Linked DNA regions of Homo sapiens: region 1 is linked to region 2. A link is a loop called in an ENCODE intact Hi-C map of the cell type or tissue named here. Cell type or tissue: gastrocnemius medialis. All regions are shown on one strand. Region 1 overlaps CHD9 (chromodomain helicase DNA binding protein 9). Region 2 overlaps LOC105371268 (a long non-coding RNA gene).

Evidence for each region. Peaks named below come from ENCODE experiments on the same cell type or tissue, not always from the same donor. Only the 100,000 strongest peaks of a DNase experiment are listed, where the experiment ranks them.
Region 1: a loop joins it to region 2, with 4 times the contacts of the local background. A loop is called at or near these places in 3 of 110 quality-filtered maps.

What each region holds. Positions count from the first base shown.
Region 1 is chr16:53,096,358-53,104,357 of GRCh38, reverse strand. All of the region lies in intron 1 of CHD9 (chromodomain helicase DNA binding protein 9), which reads right to left. Among named protein-coding and RNA genes, the nearest start is that of CHD9, 45 kb to the right of the region's middle. RefSeq lists enhancers at 4,029-4,128, 5,079-5,158, 5,249-5,298, 4,201-5,400, 5,359-5,488 and a silencer at 4,429-4,538. In gastrocnemius medialis, no CTCF peak of the experiment used is centred here; DNase peaks (open chromatin) are centred at 4,367, 4,677 and 5,247; H3K4me3 peaks cover 1,997 bases; H3K27ac peaks cover 5,610 bases.
Region 2 is chr16:53,506,079-53,514,078 of GRCh38, reverse strand. LOC105371268 (a long non-coding RNA gene) reads left to right here. Exons shown (of 2, transcript XR_001752188.2): 2 at 3,356-3,795. Among named protein-coding and RNA genes, the nearest start is that of AKTIP, 6.9 kb to the right of the region's middle. RefSeq lists an enhancer at 3,418-3,557. In gastrocnemius medialis, a CTCF peak has its summit at 3,437 (motif pointing right); a DNase peak (open chromatin) is centred at 3,478; H3K4me3 peaks cover 538 bases; H3K27ac peaks cover 3,244 bases.

The DNA of each region.
Region 1 (8,000 bases), 410 kb after region 2:
ATATCAATAGTGGCCTGAGAGCCAAGGGCAGAGTGGAAATCTCTGCTCTGCTGCCATCATGAAATGGGTTTCCAACATTGGCAATGCAATTTCTAACTGTGCCATAATCGGAAACAACATTCTTTAACTGAAAATGGCCAAATCTTTGTGCTGGTTAAATACAAGGGGGAAAAAATAAAATGTCAGAGTTCACCCTTTTCCTCCAAACATTTAGGAAAGGAGTTAAATGCAGTCAAAGCTTAGATTTTAGAAAAATTCCCCTGGCCAACTCCAGGGAAGAGGAGCAGCTCCACGACCAGAGCAAACCAGGTATTTCCTGTGCAGGCCCAGCAAGAATCCTGTGCAATGAAGTCGTTTATAACAGAGGAATGCTTTGGCGAGAAGGGAAGGCCATGGAGTAGGAAATCAACATATTTGTGTTCCAGTCCTGAAGGTACCTCAGCCCTTTTCATATACAAGCTTAATGTTTTAAGCCCGAGTAGCTGCCTCTATGAAATGCAATCATAAAAGCTGCCTTACTCACCTTCCTGTGCTGTTGTGATGACCAAAAGGTAAAGAGGGGTACAAAAGCATTTTAAAAACTATAAGGCACTAGAGACCAATGTTAGGTATGTACAAAACAAAATACCTGTTGAGGATAACTTTGAAGTTTTCAATCAGAGGAAAAAGCAAATGTGATCTTTAGGATGAGATAGATAAGAACTTTCTAGCTCTACCCCCTCATCTGCTAGAGGACTTAGGGCAATTCTTCTAGCCATTCAGAACCTCAGTTTGCTCACTGCAAAATGAGGTTAACGCTCCCTATTTAACAAGCTGGCTGTAAGAATAAAGTAAATAGCATATATAAAGTGCTGGGCACATAGAGAACTCACACAAAGATGAGTTCCCTTTTAACCTGCCTTGGGTAAAGAATCAGCGTCTCCATCAAGGGATACTCCATTCACTGATTTGCTCATTCATCAAACTCTCTGTGCTATCTACTCAATTCTTCTGCAAATCTAAAAGTGTTCTAAAAATAAAAGCTAAGCTGGGCATGGTGGCTCACACCTGTAATCCCAGCACTTTGGGAGGCTGAGGCAGGAGGATCACTTGAGCTCAGGAGTTGGAGACCAGCCTGGGCAACATGATGAAACCCCATCTCTTTTTTAAAGAAAAAGAAAAAAAAAACAAATAAAATCTACCTTTTTTTTTTTTTTTAAAGAGACAGGGTCAGGGCCAGGTGGGGTGGCTCATGCCTATAATCCCAGCACTTTGGGAGGCCAAGGCGGGCGGATCACGAGGTCAGGAGATCGAGACCATCCTGGCTAACATGGTGAAACCCTTTCTCCACTAAAAATACAAAAAATTAGCCAGGGGTGGTGGCGGGTGCCTGTAGTCCCAGCTACTCAGGAGGCTGAGGCAGGAGAATGGCGTGAACCCGGGAGGCGGAGTTTGCAGTGAGCCGAGACTGCGCCAATGCACTCCAGCCTGAGTGACAGAGCAAGACTCTGTCCCCCCAAAAAAAGAAAGAGACAGGGTCTCACTCTGTCACCCAGGCTGGAGTTCAGTGGCACCATCACAGCTTACTGTGGCCTTGAACTCCTGGGCTCAAGCAATCCGTCTGCCTCAGCCTCCTGAGTAGCTACGACTACAGGCATGCACCACCATGCCTGGCTAATTTTTTATTTTTTTGCAGAGATGGAGTCTTGCTATGTTACCCAGGCTGGTCTTGAAGACTGGCCTCAAGTGATTCTCCCACCTCTGGCCTCTGAAAGTGCTGAGATTACAGGTGTGAGCCACCATGCATGGCCTAAATCTATTAAAAAAATATTTATTGTGGGTATAGAGTGTCACAGTTCAGAAGAGAGACTCTGGAGTGAGACTGTTTGGGTTGAATCAGGTTCTGCCACTTACTAGCTGGATGACCTAGGACATTTATTTAACAGCTCTGCACTTTAGTTTCCTCATCTGTAAGCACTATGAAAAAATCTTACTATTAATATAATAATAATAATTATTATTAGACACTGTACTCAACACAGGGAATACAGTTGTGAAGAAGGCAGTTTTGAACCCTACTCTCATGAAGCTAAAACAAGGGGCTCTGAAATCACCTATCAAACATCCTAAATGTAGAGAAACATAGGGCCAAAGAGGTGAAGTGACTCCTACCAAGGCCAAACAACTAGTTAGTGAGTGAGTCCTAGTGAAGACCAGCCAGGACTAGGCAGAGAGTTCCAGATTGCAAGCCACTGTTTCTCCATTGCCCAGTACAATGCAACCAGCATCACCCAGATTCACACCTTCTGGAAACTTAATAGCCCTGAAGTATGAGAGTAGATTACAGAAATCAACTGGAAGCGGCCCAACAATTCTACACATTCCTGACCTCCACTTTTTTCCTACGACCCATTCCTTACACTGTTGTCCTTACCTGGCCTACATATGATCTCTCTACAAATTTCAGATGTGGAGTTCATGATGGAGACGACATGGAAATGCCCAACTCCCTGACACCACTTGATTTTCACTTGTGCTTAAAAATCTTAAACAAGAACAAGGGTTGGGTCTCTCACAGACCTCTTGTAAAGGCTCAAATCCAAGTATGGTGTGGCCTAAAGTGTATACAATACTAGGGTACTCTCCTTAGAAAAGGAATACATTATTATGAATTAAAAATTAGGTACAAGGCCTTGTAAGGGACACCTGCAAATGAAGAGCCCTGAGGTTTCCTGGTAAATCCAGCTTTGCTCCTATAGTTGCCTAATTTCTTTCCTTCTTCCTTTCTTCTTTCCTTCCATTTATCTAACTTGCACCTACCCTACCATCTAGCACCCACTGTACACCAGGCAGTAACTTCATAAGTTTACATCCTGATTAAAAAATTGTCGGCCTGGGCAATTTAGTGATATCTCATCTGTACAAAAAATTTAAAAATTAGTTGAGTGTGGTGGCACATGCCTGTGGTCCCAGCTACTCAGGAGGCTGAGGCAGGAGGACCACTTGAGTATGGGAATTTGAGGCTGCAGTGAGCTGTGATTGCACCGATGCACTCCAGCTTGGGTAAAAGAGTGAGACCCTGTCTCAAAAAAAAAAAAAAAAAAAGAAAAGGAAAAAATGTGAGATTGGAGTAAAAAAGATTTATTCCAGTCAGCAGGTTTTTATCCATCTTATGATAAACTTGCTTTTCTTGATATAAAGGAATAAGATGATGTACACCTAATCTGTCGGTAATGTGTAAACAAGCTATGTGGGGCTGCTTGTTAGATGCAGTAAATCCTAATGTAGCCAGAGGCTACAGCTTTCTATTTACACTTGTGAACACACCCAGAGGCAGGCTCTTCTATCATGAGCACAGTGAACAAGTAAAACAACCCTTTCAGATGGTACAGGGCAGTGACATAGCCATCTAGAGAAAATATTATATAGTTACACATAATTATATATAATAACATGTTTTATGCACATCATCTGATTTCATGTTCACACCATCTGATGTAGTAGTAGGATGGTTTTATTAAAAATCCCCATATTACAGATTGGAGACAGAGGCCTATAGTGACTTGCCAATGTCATAGAGCTTCTAAGTGTTTGTGAAGGTAGATTCTACTCAAGCTGGGGGTGGCAGCTCACGCCTGTAATCCCAGCACTTCGAAAGGCCAAGGCCAAGGTGGGTGGATTGCTTGAGCCCAGGAGTTCAAGACCAGCCTGGACAACATGGTGAGACTCCATCCCTACAAAAAAATTAAAAAATTAGTCGGGCATGGTTGTGCATGCCTGTAGTCCCAACTACTTGGGAGGCTGAGGCGGGAGGATCACTTGAGCTCAGGAGTCCCAGGCTTCACTGAGCTATGATCAGCCACTTTACTCCAGCAGCCTGGGCAACAGAGCAAGACCCTGTCTTTTGGAAAAAAAAAAAAAAAAAGACGAATGAGTCTAAATTCAGAGTGCTTTCTAATTCAAAAGGAACAGTGATTTTCAGTTAATATCGCTTTTTACAGGTGTGATACCCAAGGATCACTTCTCTTTTAATTTCCTTTCCCATAGCAGCCCTATTCTCCTCACATTCAGAGGACACAAAGACTGTACAGGCAGCAACTGCACAAAGAACCCATAGACAAAATAAGTAGGGGCCATTTTGTGGATAATTTGGGAATGGGAATTCGGTCCTTGTGGCAGGAGAAGTTTTCTTCGGCTCACATTCTCCGGGTGAGTCATGTAGGTTTATCCCATTATTTGCACAATTCCTCACCTCTCCCCGTGGGCTGCAGTATCACCCAGCCACAATGGCATCTGCCCTTCACCGCTTCATCCCCTGCAGCCTGCTTGGTCAGGGCCTGGCAGGGAGCTGAGGAGCCCAGAGAGGGAGGGGAGGAAGCACGCGGCCGCCAGTGGCTGTCAGCTTTCCCAGCTGACTCAACTCCCCACCTCCTCCTCCCCCGCCCTGCACACAGCCACCAGCCTCCTAACTTTCCATTTCCAGGCCTCTGGGGTGGGAGCACCCCCTCCCGCTGCCCGGGGCGCCTGGTCTGCAGTCTGGGGCTGCCAGGGCACCACGCCAGCTGGCCTGGCGGGCTCTCTCCCGGGACTCTTAGAGTCTGCTGTCATGGAGAGAACGGAATATAGGTCAAGGTGCTCTCGGAAGGGCCCAGGGGAGGATCACCTGACTGGGAGGTGTGTGACTCAGCGGGAAGGGAAGGGGTGGAGCCGAATCTCCCGCCCGGAGGAGTCCGGAGGAGGAAGAGGTCAGGTTGCCTCTGTCTGGCTGATTGTCAGGGGAGGAAGGAGAAAGCAGCTGGAGGCAGAAGGAAGGATAAGATGACCTCTGGTGACCTATCTAAGGTGGAACACAAATCCATTCCAGAGCGGGCCGTCCCCCTCGGTGTAGCTGAAACCACTCCCAGCTCAGAACTCTCTCTGTGGTCGTGAAGACCTAATTAGCTGCCAAAGTGAGAAACCAAATTAACCGAACGCTCATCACTCCAGACTCCATCGACCCAGGCCCCTAAAAGAAACCAAAGACCCTGGTACAGCACACAAAGGTGGCCATCCCCATTAGAAGCAATTCGATCGTTTCCCCCAATCAATTCTGAATATGAAAATTACTAACCCATTTTATTTTACGGGTCCACACGGCAGGGGCCTCCTTTCAAGGGTGCGGCAGTTGCTGCTGTTGCTGGAACAGCAGCTGCTCTGTCTGAGCCTCACTTCCTCTGGCTCCAGCTGCAGGTTCCTCCTGGCCAAGCAGGGAGTTTCCTCATTCTCAGGGCTCTGGGCCCAGGCCTTGCTAGCGGCCACCCTCACCTCCCACCCTCAGCTGCTCACCACCCACCCTCTGTGGGTAGTGCTCTGGGACTCCCTCGTTCCATGAGTCAGAGCCAGGCTGGAGACAGACAGTAGGCTTCCTTTATTAAATCAGCCTCCTGCCCCGTACACTATAGAGGAAAGCTATAATTACTCCTTTGGCCTGGCTCTGAGAACTGAGCCACAGACGCTTGACTAGGAGCGACGGTTCTTGATTTCTGCATTTATCTAATGATGCACCCCAGTTTGGAAATAAGAATAACAGCCAGGGGTTAAGGGCTTGTTACACAAACGTCAGATGTTTTGCATATGTAATGGGGTGCATTGGGCCTGGATAGTCATGTAGATTGCTAGAAAAATCGCTATATTAAGGCTGCCAGGAGTTTTCTGTTTTGTTTTGCATGCCTCCTGCCTCGCGTTGATTGAGTCACACTTGAGGTGGCCTGCTCATTGCTGATGTTGGTTTACAAGAGACAAAGAAAAAAGCAGCCAAACATTGTTTCGGGTCTCCAGGTCAGGACTCTTTCATCCCTTAGGTATAATAGACACAAAATCTCAGGCCTCCCAGCTTTTCTTTCTTTCTTTTTTTTTTTTTTTTTGAGACGGAGTCTCACTCTGTTGCCCAGGCTGGAGTGGGGCAGAGCCATATCAGCTCACTGCAACCTCCACCTCCTGGGTTCAAGCAATTCTCCTGCCTCAGCCTCCCAAATAGCTGGGATTACAGATGCCCAACACCATGCCCAGCTTATTTTTGTATTTTTAGTAGAGACGAGGTTTCACCATGTTGGCCAGGCTGGTCTTGAACTCCTGACCTCAGGTGATCCACCCGCCTCGGCCTCCCAAAGTGCTGGGATTACAGGCGTAAGCCACCACGCCTGTCTGCCTCCCAGCTTTTCTACTGGTTTACAGAAATGTCTGAAACCTGAAAAAACAGTTGGTTCCAATTTTTTTTTTGAGACGAAGTCTCGCTCTTGTCCCCCAGGCTGGAGTGCAATGGCACGATCTCGGCTCACTGCAACCTCCACCTCCTGGGTTCAAGTGATTCTCCTGCCTCAACCTCCTGAGTAGCTGGGATTACAGGCACCTGCCACCACACCTGGCTAATTTTTGTATTTTTAGTAGAGACAGGGTTTCACCATTTTGGCCAGGCTGGGCTCGAACTCCTGACCTAAGGTCATCCACCCATCTCGGCCTCCCAAAGTGCTGGGATTACAGTGTGAGCCACCGCACCCAGCCTGGTTCCAAAATTTTTAAAAACCACAAAATCAAAATAATATCGTCAATTTTCATTAACTATTCAATTTAGTATTCATTGATTCATTCACTTATTCATCCATTCCTGCAAGCATGCATTTATTTCTTCATTCAATAAATATTTGTTGAGTTACCTCTCTGTGCCACACACAGTTACAGGTACTAGGGACACATTAAGTGCTAAATTCACTAAAGATACAGACAAAACTAAGCATACAAATATCTCTGCCCTTGTGGGTCAATAATAGACACAACAGACCAGGTACGGTGGCTCATGCCTGTAATCCCAGTGCTTTGGGAGGCTGATGGGGGCTGATTGCTTGAGCCTAGGAGTTTGAGGCTGCAGTGAGCTATGATCGTCACCCAGGCACTCCAGCCTGGGTGACAGAGCAAGACTGTGAAAGAAAGAGAAAGAAGGAAGGAAGGAAGGAAGGAAGGAAGGAAGGAAGGAAGGAAGGAAGGAAGGGAGAGCGAGGTTAGAGGAATTGTTGATAAAGGAGGAATTGGCATTTCAGAATAATCTGTGAGTTAGATATCTCTCACAGCGAGAGTTCTCAAGTCTGCATGATTGCTGAGAAATTATAACCAATTATAAATTGAGTTAAATTCTTTAAGCCATGTTTATAATCAAAATGTAAGTGTATTTAAATATACTTGATAAGAGATAAAAAGTAAAAGTACCATGGCATGTGACCCTATCTCTGGTTATGGGTAGGTGCTGTGGGTTGAATATTTGTCTCCTCTAAAACTCATGTTGAACTTTAATCCCCAATGTGGCAGTATTGAGAGATGTGGTCTTTAAACGGTGCTTGCATCATGAGGGCTCTGCCCTAATGAATGGGTTAATCCATGAGTGGATTAATCCACTCATGGATTAATGGGTTATAATGGGTGGGGACTGATGGCTTTATAAGAAGAACAAAGACCTGAGCTAACATGTTAGCACACTCAGCCCCCTCACCATGCGACACCTTGGACCACCTTAGTACTCTTCAGAGAGTCCCCTCAAGCAAGAAGGCTGTCACCAGATAGGACCCCTTGACCTGGGACTTCTCAGCCTCTGTAACTGTGAAGAAATTTCTTTTCTTTATCAATTATCCAGTTTCAAGTGTTTGGTTATAAGCAACATGAAAGAGAATAACACAGTGAAGTTATTTCATTCAAGAATTTATTGAGCACCTATAATATAGTAGCTAAGGACTTAGGTGTCAGATGCCAGCGTTCAGATCCTGGCTCTATCATTTACTACTTGTGTGATTCTGGGAGAGACACTTAGTTTCAGTTTCCCATCTACAAAATTGGGGTAGTATAGAACTTAACTTATAGAGTTTCCAGAATAATTAAATGAAATAATAAAAGTAAAGGTGTCAGTTAATATAGCACCTGGCACTTAATAAGCAAGCACTCAATAAATGTTATGGCAAAAATCGCAATTATTTTTGCACCAACCTAATATTATCATA
Region 2 (8,000 bases):
AATTTCTAAGCAGAAAAGCATTCAAGAGATGACTTGTGTACTGTTAAAAGCATTCCATTTTAAAAGGGTAGTAGAGCACAAAAGTTTGGAAAATTTGTAGCCTTACTATGCAATAGAAAAGAAAAACCCATTTTCTGTGGATAAATTCAAGCCAGCTGCAGAAATTTGCATAAGTAGCAAGACGCCTAATGTTAATCTCCAAGTCCACGGTGAAAATGTCTCCAGACCATGTCAGAGAACTTCCAGGCATCCCTTCCCATCACAGGCCTGGAGGCCCAGGAGTAAAAAGTGGTTTTGTGAGCTGGGCCCAGGGTCCGCATGCTGTGTGGAGCCTAGGGACTTTGTGCCCTGTGTCTCAGCTGTTCCAGCCATGGCTGAAAGGGGCCAATGTATAGCTCAGGCTGTGGCTTCAGAGGGTGGAAACCCCAAGCCTTGGCAGCTTCAACGTGGTGTTGAGCCTGCGAGTGCAAAGAAGTCAGGAATTGAGGTTTGGGAACCTCCACTTAGATTTCAGATGTATGGAAACTCCTGGATGCCCAGGTAAAAGTTTGCTACAGGGGTGGGGCCCTGAATGGAGAACCTCTGCTAGGGTAGTGTGGAAGGGAAATGTGGGGTGAGAGCCCCCACACAGAGTCCCTGCTGGGGCACTGCCTAGTAGAACTGTGAGAAGAGGGCCACCATCCTCCAGACCCCAGAATGATAGATCCATCAACAGCTTGCACCGTGTGCCTAGAAAAGCCACAGACACTCAATGCCAGCCCGTGAAAGCACCCAGGAGGGTGACTGTACCCTGCAAAGCCACAGGAACAGAGCTGCCCAAGGCCATGGGAACCCACCTCTTGCAAAGTGCGACCTGGATGTGAGACCTGGAGTCATTGGAGATCATTTTGGAGCTTTAAAATTTGATTGCCCTGCTGGATTTAGGACTTGCATGGTCCCTGTAAACTGCTTTGTGTTGGCCAATTTCTCCCATTTAGAACAGCTGTACTTATCCAATACCTGTACCCCCATTGTATCTAGGAAGTAACTAGCTTGCTTTTGATTTACAGGCTCATAGGCGAGAGGGACTTGCCTTGTCTCAGATGAGACTTTGGACTGTGGACTTTTGGGTTAATGCTGAAATGAGCTAAGACTTTGGGGAACTATTGGGAAGGCAGGATTGGCTTTGAAATGTGAGGACATGAAATTTGGAGGGGGCAGAATCATATAGTTTGGCTGTGTCCCCACCAAAATCTCAACTTGAATTGTATCTCCCAGAATTCCTACAAGTTGTGGGAGAGACCCAGGGGGAGGTAACTGAATCATGGGGACCGGTCTTTCCCATGCTGTTCTTGTGGTAGTGAATAAGTTTCATGAGATCCGATGGGTTTATCAGGGTTCCTGCTTTTGCTTCCTCCTCATTTTTCTCTTGCCACCACCATGTAAGAAGTGCCTTTCACCTCCCACTATGATTCTGAGGCCTTCCCAGCCGTATGGAACAGTAAGTCCAATTAAACCTCTTTTTGTTCCCAGTTTTGGTTATGTCTTCAACAGCAGTGTGAAAATGGACCTAATATAGGTTTTTATATTTTGTTTTGGGGGGCGTTTGTGTTTGTTTTGTTGGGTTTTTTGTTTTTTGTTTTTTGTTTTTGAGACAGGGTCTTGTTCTGTCACTCAGGCTGGAGTGCAAGTGGCACAACCAGAGCTCACTGCAGCCTCAACCTCCGTGGGCTCAGGTGATCCTCCCACCTCAACTGGGACTACAGGCATGTGCCACCAGTCCTGGCTAATTTTTTATTCTTTTGTAGAGTATCACTATGTTGCCCAGGCTGGTCTCGAACTCCTGGCCTCAAGTGATCCTCCCATCTTGGCCTCCCAAAGTGCTGAGATTACAGGCGTGAGCCACTGTGCCTGGCCCCCCATAGGCTTTTTGTCCATGTGAGATGGGGAACCTCCAGAGGGGTCTAAGCAGAAAGTGACCTGACCTGACCCAGGTTCAGCGTGGTCACACTGCTGGCCACGCTGAGGGCAGATGAGAAGGATGGAGGGGAGGCAGAGCCCAGCAAGGAGTCTGGCACCCTCACCCAGGCCAAGGGGCATAGGGCACGGTTGCTCAAACCAGGGTAGTAGCAGTGGAGGTGTGGGAACGATTTGGGGGTTGCCTGTTTTGTGGTGTAACCTTTGCTCCCCCTGCTGCCCTCTGTCCATGTGTGACCTTGCCCTTTGCTGGAGAGCGATATTTCTGGTCAGGAAGCAATAGCGGCACACTCTCTAATCAGCTCACATTTCTAGAAGGGCTGCCTCCGACACGGGTGGCTGTGGCTGTTACAGAAGGGAAGATAAGCAGAGGCTAAACGGGGTCACCTACCATGCCCCATGCCATGTGACTTAAGGTAGAGGCACCCCAGGAAGCACCGGGGCCCATCATGAGGATATGGACAGGTGGTGGTTGGGGGCTGAGGGAGCTCTCCCACACTCTCTTTGGCCCCAGAGGGCTCACCACCTGGCTTCATCTGTTTTCCTGCCTGACTCCACTAATACTGACAGCCCAGTGGCTCTATTTGGTCAGTGACTAAATAAATATTTGTCCTGAGAAGCTGGGTCACATGACCCTTGGGTGATGGCCTGGTTCCTCAGTGACTTGTGTCACTAGGAATGTTGCACCTCCCCAGTGACACCTCCACCCCTGATTTCCACCTAAACACACCTTGCTCAGAGATGCTGTGTCCCCATTTACATACCTCATCCTTAATTGCGTGGGCAAATTTGGGGCTGGCCTTCAACCTAGGCCATGTTACCATGCTCCTACATAGTGTAAGCGTGGAGCCTCGGGGAGGGGTGTAGTGATCCCCGCTTCTCACAGCCCCTAGCCTCTCCCCAGTCCCTTCACCATCCCCTCATTTCCTCGGACCATCTGTGATGGAGGAGAGAATTTGTCATTATGCCCTGGGCCAGTACTGGAAACTCCACCATTATTGATTGATCTCTTTAATGCAGGGCTTTAAGTCCTAACGTATGCGGAAGGATTAAACTCAGTCATTTATATTTAGGGAATGAAGATTCCAAGGTTTGCTTTTGATGTGGAGGGAGAGATGTAGTTGTAGATGGGGAGATTCTGGGGGCTAAAGGTCTGAATTTCCTCAGGTGTGGCAACCCTGCGGAATGGCTTCTTACAGGATCTTTAAGGCGTCTTAGGTGGAAGGCTCAGTAAAAATGTTTTCCTTGAATCCACCCCTCATCTCCATGTACTCAAACCTTTGGTGGAGATGCTACCCTGCTTGAGACTATTCAACCCTTTGGTTAAGGAAAATATAAAACTTTTAGGAATGATTTTTAGGAATGCCAATGTAGACTTAGGATTTCTTTTTCTTTTAAGGGAAGGAGTTTGTTTAAAATCTGTATGAGCAACTTGAGAAGATAATTTCGGCTTTGCTACTTGCATTCTTCCTATTGCCCACCAGAGGGCACTCAAGCACCCGCCAGGCGGAGTTCCCTAACCCGTGGATTCCTCAACCGCACCCAGCATCTTCCCAGGCTGGAGCTGAGTTAGAACAAGGGAAAGTTGACCCGCTAAGTGTCTTCTGAAAGGGCCATCTAAATGGTGTCAAGAGAAGCCGCCGCCTGTGACTGAGAAAAATACAAATGACACTCATGCGAGCCCAGTAGGATGTACAGCCACTGCCTCTCTGCGGTCACGTTTGCTGTGTTATTCACATTCCCAGAGGAAAAAGCTGTGTGCCTGGCTTTAGCATTCTTTCCAGCAGTCTTTATTTCCTCTTCTCGGGCACATTAGGGAATGTTTTGTACCTTGTCACATTAGAGGAAAAAAAAAAAAAAGGACGTTCTGCAGAGCGAGTTTAGGGCACACCAGTTATCAGGGACCTGAGGCCTGACTTGGCCAGAGGTCGGATGCGGCAATACCGGGTGCGGAATGCGTAACCACCCACCCGGGCCGGGGCTTCCCTCACTAAATTTCAGCAGCACGGCAACCGCAGTTCGCCACTTAGTGTCTCCTGCACTGCATCCGGCGTATTTTAAAACTGGATTCGACTTGGCTAGCATGAAGTAGGCAGCAAGGGCCACGAGAATAAGTCTGTTATGGACTCGACATTCATAATAACAAAGTTATTGACAGGAAGTCAGTCTTATAAGTGGGAAGTAGGAATGACCCTAATACTCTCCTGGAAGCCTCATTATTTGCTCATTATTGTACAGTTCCAGATATTCAGATAACTTTTCTTAGCAGACTACATTTCTGTTTTTAATCGTTGGTTCATGCAAAACCATTAGGATGCAATTCTTACTAAATCAGTGGCTCCAGCCAGGCGCGATGGCTCACATCTGTAACCCCAGCACTTTGGGAGGCCAATACAGGAAGATGGCTTGAGGCCTGGAGTTTGAAACCAACCTGGGCAACATGGTAAAGCCCCCATCTCTACAAAAAAAAAAAAAAAAAGAAAAAAATTAGCTGGGTGAGGTAGTGGTACACACCTGTGGTCCCAGCTACTCAGAAGGCTGTGGCAGGAGGATTGCTTGAGCCCAGGAGTTTGACATTGCAGTGAGCTATGACCGCAACACTGCACTCTATCCTGGAGGACAAAGGGAGACCCTGTAGACAGCTCGAGGAGCCACAATAAGCTTCTCACCCATGAAGCACTCCTGCCAAAAATGACGAATCCAATCAAGCCTTCACACCTGACAGTTTATAGGAAATACAAGGATAGAGGATCAAGTTAAACATCACAAGAAAACAGCCAAATCCAAAATGCGGAATACTCTGATCTGTTGACCGGTTCAAATTGTCAATATTATTGGGAGGAAAAAGTGGGAGGGCTGTTCTAGAATAGAGATTAAAGGGATATAACCAAATGCAATGACTGAATCTTGATTGAATCCTGGTTTAGAAAAATAACTGTCTTAGTCTGTTTGGACTGCTATAACAAAATACCATAAACTGGGCAGCTTATAAACAGCAGAAATTTATTTCTCATAGTCCTGGGGGCTGGGAAGTCTGAGAGCAAGGTGCTGGCAGTTTAGGAGTCTGGTGAGTTCTTGCTTCTTCAGGGATAGCATCTTCTCACTGCGTCCTCATGTGGTGGAAGAAGGAAGATCGCTCTCTGGGGTCCCTTTTATAAGGGCACAAATCCCATGTATGACTAACTCATAACCCAGTCATCTCCAAAAGGCTTCACCTCCAAATACCATTACATTAGTTATTACGTTTTCAACATATAAATTTTGAAGAGATAAACATTCCGTCCTTAACCATAAAAGTGTTTTCTTGGTGTGTGACAATTAGGGCAATTTTAATAGGTCTGAAGGCTAGGTGCGGTGGCTCAGGCCTGTAATCCCAGCACTTTGGGAGGCCGAAGTCGGCATATTTTGAGACCAGCCTGGCCAACAGGGCGCATCCCTGTGTCTACAAAAAAATACAAAAGTCAGCTCGGTGTGGTGGTATGCACCTGTAGTCCCAGTTACTCGGGAGGCTAAGGTGGGAGGATTGCTTGAGCCCAGTATGCTGAGGTTGCAGTGAGACACTGCACTCCAGCAAGGGCAACAGAGCAAGATTGTGTCTCAAAAAACAAAAAAAAAGCATACAAAGTCTAGGAATGTGGAGTTAATTTTCTTAGGGGTGGCTGTGGCAGTGTAGTTCTGTAAGGGAATGTCCTTGCTCTGAAGAGAAACACCCTGGGAAGCACTAAGGAGGGAAGGACATGATGACGGCAACTTATTTTTAAATGACTCAGGAGGAAAACTAATAGATGAAATACGGCAAAACATTAACATTGTTGAATCTAGATGGTGAGTGTAAGGGAGTTTGTTGTCCTCTACTCTTCGGTATGACTGAACATTTTTATAGTAAAATATTAGAATAAATGATGGTCACGGTGTCATTTGCTTTGGGTGGGTGACTCTCGAGATCACTGAGCTTCCCTATCGTTCACGGAATCACCATTTACCTATTGCAAGAAAGAAAAGGTGTCTGTGCCTGGAATAGTACCCTTCCCTGAAAGAGTATTGCTTTCTCTCTCTTTGGTTTTCTGAGTGTGCCACTCTAGATAAAACTAACTCAAGCCTTTATCATCATTCCAAATGCTTTGAGACCACAGAGTGAAGTGGTTTCCCAAAGATAAACTGAATCAAAGAGAACACTGCTCTTATGGCTGTGGGTACAGTCATCAGCGTGCTGAGGGAGTGGGGATTATTTGCGGTGTCAGACCACGTTCAAAATGCTGTTTGATTATAAAAGGAAATCAGTTCTCTTCAGCCCTGAATGAGCAGCCGTATCATATATTGGTTGCTTTTCCTTAAGACATAAATATCCGCAGTGGTCCATCAGCTACCCTGATTTCATTTTGAAATGTTGTAGTCTGTCTGTAAAATTCATTCCTCCACCCGCCCACCCACTTGCTCAGGGATAGGAGTTATGGGTAATGGGATAGGGAGGAAAACATGATGCAACCAAAACCTGGAAGCACATGTGTGATGTTATAAGCAAGAACCGTATCGCTCGATGAGGCTATGGAAAGGAAGAAAGCCACATCATCCGTCTATAGCAGCATTTCTAAACCTTCAATAATTCTTAAAAGTTTGTGATTTCTGTCTTGTCTGAGGATCATTGTTAACTATAGGACAACTATCTGATCTCCCTTAAATCCATTTACTTAAAAAAAACAACAACATTAAATGCCTACTTTGGTCTCATCCTAAACATTATTACCCATAAAATAATGGCTTTAATGTGCTAAGTATATTTTTTCAAAGACATTAATATGTATAGCTAGATCATCCTCCCATATTTTGAACAGTATATGTAATCAGTGACATGTATACAGGAATCTACTTTTCAGAAAAGGACTTGGGGGCAAATGGATTGCGCTAAAAACATCGGCTTATATGTGTGCCTGTGTATGAAACATATGTATTTTAACAACCTTCAACATTTTATCCTTTCCTTCTTTCTGTGAAGGCCTTTAATAGTTAAGTCAGTGATCTAAACAGCTTTGTACAGTTACTTTTCCGGAGTCCAAAAGATGTATGATTCAGGGAATATTTTGCTGATTAGAACATGAGCAGAAGTCCTGAATACTCAGAGATCACATATCTATTAAGTCTGGATGCAAAAAGAACCTTTTGGTGCAAATATATCAAATATGCTTCAAAAATTGAGAATAGGAAATGTAATATGAAGCGATTTAAAATGTTTTATAGGTAAGGTTTTGGGTCCATTGAGATTTTTCTCAGCACTTTATGTTTTAGTCTTAAAGAAATGGTACCTTGAGGCCACCTCCTCATTTCCCTTTGAATAAATCATCCTGATTTTCATAATGAGTTGCTTTCTTGGTGCAGACCTGTGGGCGTGCAGGTAGGTGTTTCAAATGTACTTTTGTTTCTTCTGTCCTTCATTTGGCAAATATTTATTGCATGCCTACAACATCTAGCTCTTGGGTGCCGGGGAGACAATAGAAAGCAAAAAAATGGTTCCTCCTCAGGAGCTTACAGTGTGGGAGACAGACACTAATAATCTCCCAAATCAACAGCAAATTGCCCCCAAGGAAGTAGTGTTAGAGCTGAGATCTGTGTAGGGGATTGAAGAGAATGAACTGGGCAAAGGGAACGTTCACTGCGAAGGCCCCTTTTGTGGCAGGGCAGGTAGGGGAGCAACTCCCTTCCAAGGAACTGGAAGAATGTCAGAGTGGCTGGAGTCTGCAGCCACCTGGGGCTGGGACACAGCCATGGTGAGGAGTTTGGTCTTTGCCCAATGGGGAACCACTGAAGGGCTTAAATTCCTCAAGAAAATGGAGGTTCTGTCAGCAATGAAAAAGGGAGAAGTGGGTATTAGGTATACAGGCAATAGTGCTTACAGAAACACCCCAAACATACCTACCCAAAACACAACCCAGATTTTCCCATTTCCCACTGTCCCAAACCTGCTTGTGGTTCACTGTTTGTCACCTCAGTGAATGGCCTCACCATCCATCCTGTAGCTCATGCTAAAAATCTAGGTGTCAGCCATATCT